3 separate regions of the Homo sapiens genome follow, and all the other regions are linked to region 3. The links are chromatin loops, found by intact Hi-C in ENCODE. Cell type or tissue: endothelial cell of umbilical vein. All regions are shown on one strand. Region 1 has its middle 64 kb from the start of LINC00615. Region 2 has its middle 8.5 kb from the start of LINC00615. Region 3 has its middle 110 kb from the start of LINC02822.

What was found. Hi-C counts contacts between places; a loop is a spot of excess contacts. Peaks named below come from ENCODE experiments on the same cell type or tissue, not always from the same donor. Only the 100,000 strongest peaks of a DNase experiment are listed, where the experiment ranks them.
Region 1: it touches region 3 in a loop (3.0-fold over the local background); 18 of 110 quality-filtered maps call a loop at or near these places.
Region 2: it touches region 3 in a loop (2.1-fold over the local background); 8 of 110 quality-filtered maps call a loop at or near these places.

Annotation. Positions count from the first base shown.
Region 1 is chr12:90,853,239-90,855,738 of GRCh38, forward strand. No RefSeq gene overlaps it. Among named protein-coding and RNA genes, the nearest start is that of LINC00615, 64 kb to the right of the region's middle. In endothelial cell of umbilical vein, a CTCF peak has its summit at 989; a DNase peak (open chromatin) is centred at 1,003.
Region 2 is chr12:90,908,228-90,910,727 of GRCh38, forward strand. No RefSeq gene overlaps it. Among named protein-coding and RNA genes, the nearest start is that of LINC00615, 8.5 kb to the right of the region's middle. In endothelial cell of umbilical vein, a CTCF peak has its summit at 1,037 (motif pointing left); DNase peaks (open chromatin) are centred at 424 and 1,014.
Region 3 is chr12:90,697,406-90,699,905 of GRCh38, forward strand. No RefSeq gene overlaps it. Among named protein-coding and RNA genes, the nearest start is that of LINC02822, 110 kb to the left of the region's middle. In endothelial cell of umbilical vein, no CTCF peak of the experiment used is centred here; DNase peaks (open chromatin) are centred at 1,316 and 2,236.

The DNA of each region.
Region 1 (2,500 bases), 160 kb after region 3:
ATATATATATATATATATATATACTCATTCATTCATTTTAAGCATGCTTGCAAGTCAGGGCACCACATTGTCATCATATGCCAATCATTGTATAATTACTTGATCCAAATGTCCAGTTGAAAATCAAACCAAGTAAGGTTTGATAAAACCCAGAAAGTAATCTAAGTCTTTTATATTGGGGTCATCGCTGACACATTTATTGCACTCAAGAAATATGATGTTCTCTAACATTATAAAAAAGGATTTTGAACAAAGTTAACATTGAAAACTTCATAGCCTATTATTTCTGTCATCTCTATATATTATCATTCATAAAAATTAGTCTCTGAAAGCAGAAATTCTATTGTCTTATGCTTTACATAACAGACTATTATTATCTGAAATTAGAAATAGTCTAGTAATAAATATATGAAGACATTTGCTACTGATTGCTTTGGGCAGACGTTTTGCTTGAGATATATTGATATTTGTCTTTATAAAGTTTAACTTCTGTACATTCCAAAACCACTACATTACCATGATGTTCTCATTTATGAGCTATCTCATGGAAAGTATTCCATTTTTTGCAATGAAAGAAATGAGATGCCTTTCTCCAATCATTGTTACATTGTGCAGGTTTTTATATTTTCCTTTTTCAGCTTCCCACATCGCATGTCATTATAACAACTACATTATAAACTAAAACAAGTGATTATATTGGAAAATAATGGGGCTTGGGAAGGAATAGTCTTCCATGCAATAATTTTTTCTCTGCAGAATAAAATATTCTAATTTGCTCCCGACTCAGTGCTTGAAATAATGGACATGATGTTTTCTAAAATTAAAAACAGTAAAGTGACAAGAAAAAAGAAATTTAGAATATCATTTTAAATAATAAAACAGTCAATACTGCAAAAAGATAAACGATGCAAAGTAAACTCAAATGTTTGGAGACTGCATCGCCCAGACCCATCACCATTTACCAAATAAGGTGTGTTCCACTGGCCCTCTAGTGGTGACGTGTTAGAATCATAGATTCTTCCACTCGAAGGGTAAAAAAAGCTGTCTTCTTTCAGAAGTACTAAAGTGAAACATGTTCCTGTAAATGCCATATTCTAGGAATGTATTTTTAAATCTCCGTGTGGGATGTAAGTAGAAAAATTTTCCTCAGCCAATGTGGGGTTTCTTCTTGTACCCCTCAATAAAAGCTATGTCAAGTGAAGATGACAAATTGGGATACCACATGGTACATCATAATAACCCAGTACTTTTGCCACATTAAGTTTTGCAAAAGGTTGCAAATGAGTCATAGCACAAAGTTCTGCAAGCCCTGCAACATCTCCCTCCATTGCACCTTAATTCTTTTCAGCAAGCCCCGTCTTACTGGAGCCCTGGCATTTTCTTTAAAAGGGAGTGCCCCATTGTTATAATGTTTCTATGACGGACAGAAATTACTCTGCGGTTTCAGACTGAAGAGCAAGTGCAGTTACCTCCTGCATTGCCATCCTCTTAGCAAAGCTTTCTGATGTTTCTGGACAGATAATCCTCCTGAGGAAACCCCCTCAATAATGAAGGTATTACAAATAATACATGTTATACCATCCACTAGACCTTATTTGGTTCTTGGCCATAACGAACAGTGGTCTTTAGGAGGATGTCACAGCTCCCCGGCACTAAAGTGTGTCTAGGACTCATTTTCATAACTTAATGCACAAATATCCAAAAAGGAATCAGCAGCTGTCTCTCCTCGAGTTTCTTTTACCTTCCTTTCTTTTTTTTTCCTTTTTCTTTTCTTTTCTTTTCTTTATTTATTTATTTATTTTTGAAATAGGGTCTAGCTCTGCTGCTCAGGCTACGGTGCAGTGGTGCAACCATGACTCACTGCAACTTCAAACTCCCTGGTCCAAGGGATACTCCCACCTCAGCCTCCCAAGTAGCCTGGACTACAGGCACATGTCACCATACCTGGCTAATTAAAAAAAAAAAAAAAAAAAAAAAACTTGTAGAGATGGGATCTCCCTATGTTGCCCAGGCTGGTCTTGGACTCCTGGGCTCAAATGATCCTCCTGCCTTGGCCTCCCAAAGTGCCGGGACCACAGCCATGAGCCACTGCACCTACAGCCCCACCCATCTAAAAAACAAAACAAAACAAAATCAAAACTTTTCTACAGTACAAGAATTCTATGTTTATGTAATAATTGAAAATAATATTTTATCAATACAACTTCTGACTAAAGTATGGTTGCAGAGCTCTGGGATTAGTGCTGTGTACGAGGAATGGGAAATTAGACAGTATGTGTGCTTATTCACTCCACAATATTCTGTTGCAAAAACCATGGCAGTTAGTGGGGACAGCGTTGACTCAAAATGAACAAGTTAGTTGGAAGGAAGGAAGGAAGGAAGGAAGGAAGGAAGGAAGGAAGGAAGGAAGGAAGGAAGGAAGGAGAGGGAAAGGAAAGGGAGAAAAAGGAGACAGACAACAAAAAAGAAGGAAGGAGGGAGAAAGAAAAGAGTCAATGTG
Region 2 (2,500 bases), 210 kb after region 3:
AGGAAAGAGAAAACTTGTAGAGAATGTTCCAAGAAGGATTAAATAGTTCTTTAAAATATATTTTTTAAAACTTGAGGTTTTTTAAAAATCAAAATTGATTGAGAATGCATATGCTGCTACATAAAGATCTGTACATATTATAAGTGAAAAACTACAAATAGCTTATCATGGGGATCACTTGTTCTCTCCTCCCTCAGGTCCTGCCTGCTTTTCTCTGCACGTCAGCTTTCTCATTATTTTCTGCTCTGTCATAACTTCAGTTTTTCTATGGCTTCTTTAGGCCTTTTCTCTAAGTCATATCTTTTCACTTTAAACTCCCAATGTTAAGTAGAAGACATTTAATGTTTTTGTTATTACAAATGCAATCTCATAGAAGCAAGAATCTGACAGGCCTGAGTCATCTTTTCAAGTCAGTTCACAGAGGTCACTGTTGCCTGGTCAGCCCATAGTGAAGGAACCATTTGTTACATAATTACAGTTTAGGCAGCCAGGGCTGTCACAGACTCACTTACTTTCAGAAGTGAGTGTGGTCAGAGATGGTGTTTCAGCCCATATCTATGCAGCACACTGGCCAAAGTTTTATATGATGTTCTCAGAACCCTTTGATAGTATATATATGTAGATAGATAGATAGACACATATATATACTATCTATACAATATATATAGTCTATTATATATATAGCCTCTTTATATAGAATATATATTTATATAATATATAATATATAAATATATATAATATATATTTTATATGTATATACACACACACACACTCAGGCCATCCATACCTTTATTTATTCATACACTGGACATTGCAGGTAGAAAAATCCATTGACTATATCTTACAAATAAATTATTTCTCCAAATTGAGGAAGGTTTATACTGCATCTGCTCCGTACTCCCTACCATCCTCCACACCTTTTCTGAAACCCTTTCTAGAATAAGCCTCTGATTAAAGCAGCCTCAACGTCCCATGGCTATCCACATGGATACCAAGCAATTTTCTTTAGGAAGATTCAGGTCTCACTGCCCTCTAGTGGGAGTGGAACATGCAGCAGTTTTGCTGCTAATAATAGGGGTTGAAGTTTGGATAAATGGGATACACTTTATTGCTCACAAAGAACCACGTGAGAAAAAAGAAAGAAGAGGGCTTTCGTATGGAAGCATAAAAAGGCATTGTGTATAGAAAATCCACAACACTCTGGGAAGAAAGGAAGAACAAGGAGAAAAGCCCACACGCCAGGCAGGAGCCACAAGCTTAGAGAACAAACTCGAGTGAAGATGAAGTACAGCAGGTATCAGGCAATGAAGAGTTATCTGGATGCCCAGGAGCTGTGTGGGAGCAAAGTTCTCATTAGAGGACTGCCTTATCATCACGTGAATAGGGATGTCAAACTCAGCAGTCACTCATTTTCAGTATTTTCAGACTTCAAACCACCTGCATTCAGGTATGAGTCAGATATAATGTCAAATTCATGCCACCTTTGATTTTCCCTTGGGATACTTCCCTGCAGTATCACCTCAGGTCTACCAATACCTGGAACATAATTAAATGCTTCTCAAAAGCTGGCTTCATGAGCTGTAAGATCAACAGGGACCTCTAGACCATATATACATATATATTTAAGATGACCATACTGCCCAAAGCAATCTATAAATTCAATACAATTGTTATCAAAATACCAATTTTATTTATTACAGAACTAGAAAAAGCTATTTTTAAATTAACACGGAACCAAAAAAGAGCCCAAATAGCCAAAGCAATTCTTAGCAAAAAGAACAAAGCTGGAGACATCACATTATCTGAATTCAAATTATGCCACAAAGTTCTAGTAATCAAAACAACATAGTACTGATATAAAAATAGACACATAGATCAGTGGAACAGAATAGAGAACCCAGAAATAAAACCACGTATGTGTTACCCACTGATCTTTGACAGAGCTGACAAAAACATGCACTGAAGAATGGACACCCTATTCAATAAATGGTCCTGGGAAAATTGAATTGACATATGCAGAGGAATAAAACTGGGCCTTTCTCTCACACAACATATACAAAAATTAACCCAAGATGGATTAAAAAGTTAAATGTAAGACTAAAACCTGTCTAAGTACTAGAAGAAACTCTAGTTTCTATGAGAAACTCTTCTGCACATTGGTCTAGGTAAATAATTCACAACTAAGACCTCAAAAACACAAGCAACAAAAATAGACAAAAGTGACTTAATTAAACTAAAAAGCTTCTGCACAGCAAACAAAATAACAGAGGGAACAAACAACCTTCAGAAAGGGAGAAAATATTTGCAAACTATGCATTCAACAGAACACGAATATCCATAATTTATAAGGAAATCTACCCAATGACAACAAAAAACAACTCTGTTAAAAAGCAGGTAAAGAACATGAGCAGACATTCAAAAGAAAACATACAAAGATCCAACAAGCATATACAAAAAAATTCTCAACATTAGTAATCATCAGATAAATGCAAATTAAAAC
Region 3 (2,500 bases):
TATAATAATAATAAAATAAAAAAATAAAAATAATAAAATAAAAATAAAAAAATCCTATAGCCCACTAGAACTCGTCATTGGATAAAGAAACTGGAGTTTACAAATCCGGGTAGTGATTTTTTTAAATGAGCATGTAATACTATTGTTGTTATATTACAAATCCAAAATATCAAAATATATATGGAGTTCTTGACCTCATGCTAGGTCTTCCAATCAATTTAAGAACTCTCAGAACCATGGATATAATAGGCCTATCACATTTCTATAGAGTAATTATTAAAACTATTAATAATTTTAGATACCAAAATCACGTTTTAAATTATTTTAATAAAGTTTTCAACAAATTTGAGAATATTGAGTCCAACAATGCTATTTTTTCAAACACACCAAAAATATAAACTTCCTAATAAGTTAAATCTGTTTTTTTCTCACATAGTATGTGCTGTCAAAATAATAAAATATGAAAATAAACAAAGAAAAAATAGAACTTTGTGACAAATTATTCATGTTTTGACTAATTCTGCTCTGGAATGACTCCATATTGAAAAAGCAAATAGCAAATACCTAAAGTTGAAAATCAGCATGAATATGTGATGCAATAAATCAATACTTATGAAATAAGGGAGATGCAATTTTTTTATTTGCATAAGCAGTATTTGGCAAAAAAAACCTCAGTTCTCTCAGTCCTGATAGTTTGATCCCAAAGTTATAATTAATAAACCAGTATTTTCATCTAAAAATTACAAAGTCTAGAAGCAAACAGATTTACATGAATGCATATTCCAAAGTGCTATTCTAAATTATCAGTTTTTTTTTCTGTTATACAATCCAATATGCTACTGAAAACAAAACATGAGATATAGCTGATTGAAAAAAAATCATCTTTCTTTTTTTTGGCAACAGACTTTATTCTTGAATCTTAAAGACTTAGGAAAGAAGAAAATGAGGCAAATAAATGAGGTTATATGTCAAGATTTTTTCTCAGAACTGCAAAGTCCCTACAGAATAACTGGACACCTAAACATAATAGTATCACCACTAACATCTTTATTAAAACTGAATGGCATTCTGTTATTCTGAAAAATGGGATACTACCAAAATTCAATTCTATCTGCTATACTAAACAGAGAAACCATTTATAAGATATAACGAAACAAGAATCTCTTTAAAAATACATGAAGGACAAATGTGTTTTCCTTATGAGCTTCACAAATTTGATGCACATTCTAATTTCTTTCTCTTGTAGCTTCCAGGGTTCCATTGATCTTGTGGCGTGGGAGGACTGTTTCGGTGTAAGTCTATTACCAGGAGCTATATGACAACATTAATTAAGTTGTGTTTTGGGAAAATGAAAGCAAGCAAGATGCACATTTGCCTTTCTGCCAATAAACACTTAAGTACAGCAATGTGCAGGAATTCCTGGCACATTAATCAACTTGATCTTTTTCCTTCTTCTTTTGTTGTATCTTTCCTTTCTTTTTGACTTTCTTCCTTCCTTTCTTCTTTAATTTTTAGTGATAGTTTGTACTTTTATAATACAATTGATAGAAGGAAGAGCTATTCAACATGAATGCCCTACAATCTCACATTTACAGAGGAGTTTAAGGAAGAATACATGCAATAAAATTGGGCTTCAGGAGCCACTGGGGCCTATGAACAGCTATCCTTAATAATTTGTCTTTGTTCTACATATGTGGTATTTTGTTTGTGTTTTGTTGGGAGGAAAAAAGCTGTTCTTCACATACACCACTGTTATTATATGAAAGATTATTTAGAGCCACTATTCTGAGAAGGTGATCTCTCATTCCATGATTGGCTGTCTGTCTTCTATTCTCACCCTTATTCCAAATGAGCTTTAACTTCATTTTATAAGTTGCCTTTCTTCAGTAACATCTCTCACAATGATTTTTTTTAATCAGTAAGTTCACAGGATTTTAGGAAACTGTATCTGTGCAATAGGTACAAAGAGTTAGGTCTAAACTCTTTTCATGTGCTGGCTAAGTCCTCAGCAACCTCTCCAATCTTTTGTCCAGCCCTTCCTCCACACCAAACTGTTTATAGGCTGTGCTGTTTCCCTGTGATATTCGTTTTGATTTATTGTTCTCTTCACCACCTTCCATCCCCAACTTTTTTAAGGATTCTCACTTATTTTCAAGATCCATCACAGGTATTTCCCTTTCTCAGCCATCTTAGCCTCTCTCAAGTGAACTAAAGTTTCCTTTTATATTTTTGCCATTATATTTTGTTAATGTCAGCATCACAGGACCTGTCACATTTTATTTTTTCAATTATTTATGTATGGCCTCTGGTTGCACTGTAAGTTCCATGAATATAGGAGCTGTTTCCTGTTCATTCATTTTTTACAGTAGTGTTTATTATGCTTTTTATGGCTCTTACCAAAGAATACATATAACAAATTATCTTCCTATATTTCCTTTCACCTCCCCTTCCCAGAACTATCAAAGTGAATAACAGATATGTGTTGTCACATGATTATCAA